Linked DNA regions of Homo sapiens: region 2 is linked to region 1. A link is a contact called in ENCODE Hi-C or POLR2A ChIA-PET data. All regions are on one chromosome and are shown on one strand. Each heading gives the region's core, a stretch centred on a gene start or an enhancer-like site at or near the end of the contact. The rest is flanking DNA. Distances are from core to core; before and after follow the strand shown. Region 1 overlaps CLYBL (citramalyl-CoA lyase). Region 2 overlaps UBAC2 (UBA domain containing 2).

Region 1 (3,734 bases), core at 985-3,484:
GTATTTCAGTTGCCATAACAACTTCATAAATTTGTTCTCAGATGTCCTTTTTAATCACATCATTTAAAACAAGCTGGATGTGTCGCTGGAGTGCCTCAATTTATTCCATTCGCACCTAGCTCCTAAGGAGTCTGGTATTTGTTTCTTTTTCTCTAAGAAGCTCAAACACCTGAAAATAACATCGCTATCTCCTCTCTGTCTCCACAGGCAAGGGAAGTTTTTTTAAAAATGCGTGTGTGGCCTTATTATTAAGTTTTTTAAATCCAGGTGATATTATGCCCAGAAATCGCCCCCTGGTTCACAGAAGAGAGACTGCTAACGCCACCCAGGTCTGTACAGGAGGCCCCTGCCCAGAGAATGCTGCTTTATTTCCACATATCAATTATTTATGCCGCCAAACAGGTTTTTGATAGAATCCTAGTGGTTTTAATTGGCTTCTGGTGACTATTACTATATAATACCTTTAAAATATCATCTACCTTATGATGGGAAAATAAAACTATGCCAATATGTAAGTTTCAACGGCATGCATTAATTTTTAAACTACTCCCGGATGTTTTAGGATTTCCTGCCAATAAAGAATAGGGCATAGTATTCCTGGCATCATTAAATAAATGACTTTTGCCAACATCAACAAGCAAACAATAGAAAACAGGACTCCACCAACAAATGAAAAGGGGGTGTCAAAAAATTCAAGCCTGGCTTTTTGCATATGTAGTGAAACTGAAGGCACTTCCCCAGCAAGTATTGAAATGCACAGATAAGAACACAAAAGGCCTTGAAGTGGTTTGAAGGGTCGCAATTTGCTATTAAACACAGCAGATGGAAACCTGTGAAAGCCCACTTAACGGAACTTTTGAATGCTCCTGTGTGAAATCAAGAGTCATGCACAAGTTAGGGCAATCACTGATTCTACAGTTTTTTAAATTGCACTCTCAGTTTGTTAGAGGAGAAATACACACACACACGCATATATATACATATATATATATACACACACACACACATAGCTTAGAGGATGATTTAGAAGAGGAATACTAATCCCCTCTCTGTCAGAAATTAAAATGCAAGGGTGAATAGCATGCAACTAAGTACCAGCAAAGAGTAAATATTGGTTATGTTTAGGAAAGAGCATAAAAACAGATGTGATATAAAGTTAGACCTTTCACTTCAAAAAATACTAAGCAACTAGTTCTTTGCCCCTGGGGGAAAAATCTCTTTTAATTATGTAAAAAGTGAAGAGACGGTAGTAGGATTCTTTACCTTTGAATACTAAATTAGGAAACAGCAGCATCAAAGGCAGGCTTGATCTGTTTTGCCTGAAAAATTAATAGGCTTTACAAGTCCTTTGCAATGGAGTCTAGGATTGCATAAAAAAAGAGGCTCTGGTGACACCAACAGTCCCAGGAACAAAATGCAGCTGTGGAGGCGGGTTGGGGGTTGGGAGAGGGTTTTTGTTGTTTGGTTTTGGGGGATTTTTTTTACTTTTCTTTAATCAAAATGGATAAACCCGGCTGCCGAAACTCCGCAGAGAACCTGCTCTGCCCGAGGCTTCCTCCCCACCCCACCTCCTTGTTCCTGTCCACACCCCGCCCCGCTGCCTGTGGCCGAGGCCTGTCGCCGGGCTGGAGGGCCTAGCTACCCCAACTCCGCGGTTTCAAAGCGCAGAGAGTTGAAAGGAGGGGAGGCCGGCGTGGGGGAGAGGGACACAGGAGGAAAGGCCTCAGTCAGAGTCCCCGGCAGCCTCGGGGTTTCGCGATGGTTCCCTCCTGGTCCCTCCTGGAAGTGGGAGGCGGACCCTGCGCTTTGCAGCAGAAACTTTCTGGGAGCCTGGAAGACTTGTCACCCAGTCCGCGGTCTCTCCAGCAGTGGGAGGAGCGCTGAAGGTGGTGATTACTATCGACAAACCTAAAATTCTTTCTCTTGAGAGCTCCCACACTATTCACCCCGAGTGGGCCTGCGGATGAAGCTGCTGGTGCCAAAAAGGGTAGGAGGGGGCGCCATGGCAGTCCCCTGCCGGCGGCCCCTTATGAAACCGGGCCGGTTGCTCTGCAGAGCGCACGCAGGCGGCCTTCTGCTCGCACATCGAACTGGCATCCTCGTCTTTTGTCCATGACGTCCCTGTGCCCCACTGCTGCAGCCGAGAGGGACCGCGGCACCAGCGGGCAGGGAGGGCTGGCGCGCCCCGCCAGGTCAATAGCAGGAAACTCCGAAGGCAGGGCGAGGAAGGCACGGGCTTGGGTTCTGCCCCGGACTGCGAGGAAACATGGAGACTCAGGGCGAGCAGCTCCTAAGGAAGCCGACTTGGCTTCTGTTCCTGGGAAAAGCGGATCAAGAAACTCGCTGAAGACCACTATTTACAGATGAGCCACAGCAGAGCTGCTTAATTCACTCAATAACAAACCTTAATTGCTCAAAACAAAGCAGCTAAGTCTCTTTAGAGTGCTTCAAAGGCCCTTCACATTGTAACTTGCAGTATAAAATGTATGCAATATTTCCAAAAAAGAAAAAAAATTCAGAATCAAGGATAAAGTTAGAACTTTACCTTAATCTTCTTTTAAAGAGTTTTTTTCCCCATCTCCCCCTCTAATTAGGTCAAAATTTAGATGTTATTATGATCTAACTACAATCTGTTTATTTTACTGCCTTTTTAAAAGAAAAGAGACATTTGTGCCTTAATCCTAAAAAGCCCCAAATCTGAATTTAAAAGAATAACATTATTGGACAATTATATGGAAAGTCAAGAAAGATTTTTGAAAGAACTATCAAAAGACAATATTTATATAGAATTCAAGCATTAGCGGTGAGCCTGACACAGCAAAACCATTGTATTTTCCACTAGTTTTGTTTTGCTCTATACAGCTGTGTTTTCACAGATGCAAAGCCATGTGTCTCCACCAAAAGGTTTAGCCCTCCCTTCAGATGTGAATGCGGATCAAAGGTTCAAACGCAGAAATACAAGATCCTTTTCCCTTTGGAACATGTTTTTATTTTTCTGCAGTGGCTGCAAACCAGAATTTCCATCTGTTGTCCTTCTGCAGTATACAGGTTAACCTTAACAGTGGGGCTCGGAGCACTGTTATCTCAGCTAAGAAGTGCACAGATGAAGCACGTCTGCATGTACCATCAGAGCAGCTCCCCAAGATGTCCACGCAGCTAAGACAGAATTGAACCAGGCAGGAGCAGAATCCATTTTAGTTGACATATAGAAATTAATTTTCATTTCTGTGCAACATCAGAACGGATGATGAATTTAAGATGGGGTTTTGCTTTCACACCACATGCACCTTGGTAAAGATAACATCAACCATGATTTCCTGTCTGTCCCTCCTCCTTCCTAGAGCCAGCAGTATGCAATAAGACATTTTGCATTTGAATCTCAGCTTGCTGAAAATTCTCTAACAACAGAAAATGATTTGATAAAACAACTCATTAATTTTAAGTATCTTACAATTTACCAACCCATAATTTTGAATGGAAATTTTAAAAAAATTTGTTACCTATTAATCCTTTTAATAACTCATCCTCTCAATTTCCATTTCTTTATCAAACATACCCTCAGAGTGACTGAGAGAGAAACAGGTTTCTCTATTACCTACTCTAAACATGGATTTACTGCCATGTAAACATTGGCTTAGGAGAACAGTAAAAATGCGGCAATGCAGCTAACAAGGTGGGAGGCTTTGAAGGTATTTCTGCCAGGTTTTTAAGGTCACTAAATGTTAAGAGAAAAA
Region 2 (3,887 bases), core at 224-2,723, 390 kb after region 1:
CAAAGAAAGTTAGCTTACATTAAAAGCCTTGGAAACAAAAAGATCAAACAGTCCTAACAAAAAATTAAAATCTAAGGCCAACATCATACCTGAATTTGTGGCCTAGATTTACCCCCACTTGAATGGTCTGGGAGCTCTAAGGTAAGAAAATAATATAAAAGCTAATCCAGGCAACAAAAACCCCTCAGGACCCAGCAGTAGTAAACACAAAATCCCTCAACAGAGATACTTTTGTGAGCTGGGGGACATGGGGACTCGAAGAGCAAATGAAACCACTGAAAATGAGTTCACAATAAAAAATTAAAACTCTAAGAAACAACAGACTACCCTGAGGGAGAATTTGATAACCTGAGAAGCAGAAGTGAAAAACAATTTAAAAACTCTAAGTATGTATAAAATGATTAAGTGCTTTTTTAAAAAAGAATGGGAAACAATGAAAAGAAAGCACAGGCCAACATGACTTCATCTCCCAAAGCATCATGCAATGGCTCCCGAATGCCCTGATTAAAGGCCAAAATTAGTACAATGGCCTGACAGGACAGTGACCACTCTTACCTCCCTGGCCTCATCTCCTGCTATCTTCCCACACCCCATCCCCCCATCACTCTGCTCCAGCTGTCCACGTACGGGATGGTCCCATCTCCACCTGAGGGCCTTGGCACTGGCAGTCTCTGATATCTGGAATACTTTCCCCAATATCTCCACATAGCTCACACCTTGACCCCTTCAGGTCTTTGCTCAAATATTACCTGATTTCTGAAGCTTTTCCTTACTAGAATTATTAAAACTGCAATCCCACTCACACCCTGGCATTCCCTTCCCTAGTTTATTTAGTTTTGTACAACACAGATCATGATCTGGCATATATATATTACAAATTTTTATTTTGTTTACTGTCTTTTACCCTCAATTACAATGTACAGTCGATGAGGACAAAGATTTTGTCTGCTTTGATCAGTGCAGGATCCTCAGAGCCCAGAACAAGGCTTATCATAAAGTAGGTGCTCAACAAATAATTTAACAAGAGGAAAAGAGAATGCAAAAAGATTGGGGAAATCAGAAAAGAGCCGATTGCTCTTGTAAAATATGAGGTAGAATTCTCTCATTCATTCATGCATGCATAAATACCCAAACATTTACTAAGTGGCTACTTTATACAAGGAAGTGTCAAGCTATTCTCTTCCTCACTTTGGAAATTCTTTCTTCTCCTAAAACATGACTGAAATTGACTTCCTCCATAATTTACCATAAAAGATTAGCATATTTTCTAAGTTAATAAAAGTACGCAATGTACTGAAAATCATCTTTTACAGTTCAGCTTCCTGTTCCTTATTTTTATTCTTCTTCAGAACTCATGTGCATGTCCACACCATCAACCATCAATTTCTATCTAACTATGTTTCTAAGTACAAACTCTCGTTCCCTACTTACTTACTTTCTGGGTTTTGAAAATATTCTACTTGTTGTTGATACCACTATAATCTTGGACATTGATATAGAAATGTAAAAAGTAGTAATTAAAATCTAACACTTGATCTGTGCCCAAGAATTAGCTAAGGAGCATTATTTAGGAAGACAAAAGCTGATGACTATAAATGTGACCATAATATTCACCTCTGCTAAATTCCAATTATTTTCTTATTAACATTTACATACATGTGCATTCTAGTGAAAACAGTCTGTGGTTCATATAAGACTTCAAAGAGACACAAAATGGCAAACAATATTACCATATGCCCTTGATAAAAATATCTGCTTACAATTCTCTTTGATTAGCTCAATAATTTTCAGATAATGATTATTTTTTTCTTTAATGTTACTATTAGGGCCAAGTAGTGTGTTGCCTCACCTTACGTAGTTAAAATTTGGAACTGTGCTGAGCTGAGCCCATGAATAATCAGAACTAAAAATCATTCTTAGGTTTACATCATAGGAGTTTCACAATTGCTATACCAGTGGTGTTTAAAATACTTTATTGTGTTGTTTAGGAAAAATTAACACACATACACAATACCAGTTTTTAATTCTAACTACAGCACACGCCTTTATGAAATAGTCACAGGGTATCAAACTGTTAAAGGTGTTTGTATAAAGTATAATACCATTCTGTTATTTATTACAAAAATGTTTCACCATATGATCCCCATTTAATAACTTATTTTAGAGGAGTTAAAGCTTTTATCAAGTTCTATGTAACACTGCCATCTAGTGCAGTGTTACTGCAGGCAATGCCTACTGAACTGCTGAGCATGCTCATTTCAGAAAGGGGAAAACAGCTTTAACATGGAAGCTTACAGTCTAGATTGAAGTTCTGTAAGAATTCGTAGTAATAATATGAAAAATGTAATTTATTTTGAATATTTTATTTTATAAATGTTTCAAATATGTCACCCTACCAACTCATTATTTAGCTCTTACCTTAATGGTGTCAGGATTTTCTCATTCTATTCCTCTTTAAGTATTTATAAAGACTTTCTGGAAGTACGTACTTCAAAATTTAAAAATACCCCTTGCTTATAAGAAAGCAAAAAATCAATCACTTAGATTATATAGAAAAAATATCAAACCTCTTTGTATTACAGAATTTGAGAAATATAATAATAACTCTACATTGCAGTGAATTATGTCCTGGAACAAGTTCTGCTGTACCAGTACTAGGCTGCACAGAACATCCTGGGAAATGCGGTCCCTTGGCTGGACTCCAATTAATTTCTCTAGTTCTCTAAGCCTACTTATGAATCTCACAATAAAGAAGAGCACAGAATCAGAATATAGCTCATTTAAACCACAGAATGCTCACGGTTTAAAGGGATTTCATAGGCACTCCATTTGTGGTACCTACCAATGAGTGGACTTCCTGCAACACCCCTGCCTCGCACTCTCCCAGCCACAGCCTGAGTATCCTCAGTGTCAAATTCAGCAGCTCCCAAGGGAGATCACCTCATCTTGAGACAGTGAGTGCTGCAAAGTTACTCCTTATGCCAAGCCCAAAGCTATATCCCGTAGCATGTCCCCGTGGTCTTCATTCACCACAGGCCATTCCCCCCTTATTTAACTCCTCTTTCACTGGGCAGCCCTTTCAACAGTGGAAGACAGTTCTGCCCCAGTTTCTTCTCTCTGGGGTAAGCAATGCCTGTTCTCCACCTGTTTCTCCCATGGCCAATCTCCATCTCCACCCCATCCTGATGCCAACCTGGACCACCAGCAACATCCTTGTTTCCCTGTAATCCTACAAATGGCATCTAGGGGCATATTAGTGTCAACTGGCAGTCACTCCATGATGCCATTTCACAAGCCAAACAACTCTATCATTCAGTGCCTCTACAGCTGATTTTTAAGACTCAAGAGAAAGACCTAATGTTCTCTCTCTTACCTTCTTTACCTTTTGTGTTTCTTTTTTTTTTTTTTTTTTTTTTTGAGACAGAGTCTCACTCTGTAGCCCAGGCTGAATGGAGTGCAGTGACAGGATCATGGCTCACTGCAGCCTCGGCCCTCCAGGCTCAGGTGATCCTCCCACCTCAGCCTCCTAGGTAGCTGAGACTACAGGCACATGCCACCACGCCTGGCTAATTTTTTGTATTTTATGTAAACACAAGGTTTTGCTATGTTGCCCAGGATGGTCTCCAGGACTCAAACGATCTGCCTGCCTTGGCCTCCCAAAATGCCGAGATTACAGGTGAGAGCCACCATGCCTGGCCTCCTTCTATGTTTCATATTTTGACTATAAAGCCCAAAACTCCAGCTTGCTGAGGCAGCTAATGTGTTAGAGCTATTGTTCTTCTGAGAAGACTGCTAGCAGCTCCCCGAAAACCCACTGTTCCCTTATCTCCAGGGACACAACTGCCCAGGTAAGATTACATCTCCCAGCCTCCCTGTGATTAGGTGTG

Evidence for each region. A loop is a pair of places that touch in the nucleus more often than their neighbours do. ChIA-PET counts read pairs that join two places held with the same protein, here RNA polymerase II (POLR2A). Pooled maps may share reads with other maps.
Region 2: a loop to region 1 is called in a map of naive thymus-derived CD4-positive, alpha-beta T cell, with 8 times the contacts of the local background. The contact joins two enhancer-like sites. A Hi-C loop is called at or near these places in 2 of 168 maps with a recorded cell type or tissue (GM12878 and naive thymus-derived CD4-positive, alpha-beta T cell) and 9 of 50 pooled maps. POLR2A ChIA-PET finds 5 or more read pairs at or near these places in 4 of 52 experiments (CD4-positive, alpha-beta T cell, Panc1, activated CD4-positive, alpha-beta T cell and 1 more).

What each region holds. Positions count from the first base shown.
Region 1 is chr13:99,656,476-99,660,209 of GRCh38, reverse strand. All of the region lies in intron 1 of CLYBL (citramalyl-CoA lyase), which reads right to left. Among named protein-coding and RNA genes, the nearest start is that of MIR4306, 15 kb to the right of the region's middle. RefSeq lists enhancers at 452-967, 1,848-1,897, 1,908-1,997. Within about 2 kb of position 2,234, at least 29 of the 41 ENCODE cell types and tissues checked have a DNase peak (open chromatin) inside an H3K27ac peak, as active enhancers do.
Region 2 is chr13:99,268,142-99,272,028 of GRCh38, reverse strand. The region is part of intron 4 of UBAC2 (UBA domain containing 2); the gene reads right to left. Among named protein-coding and RNA genes, the nearest start is that of GPR18, 12 kb to the right of the region's middle. Within about 2 kb of position 1,473, at least 2 of the 41 ENCODE cell types and tissues checked have a DNase peak (open chromatin) inside an H3K27ac peak, as active enhancers do.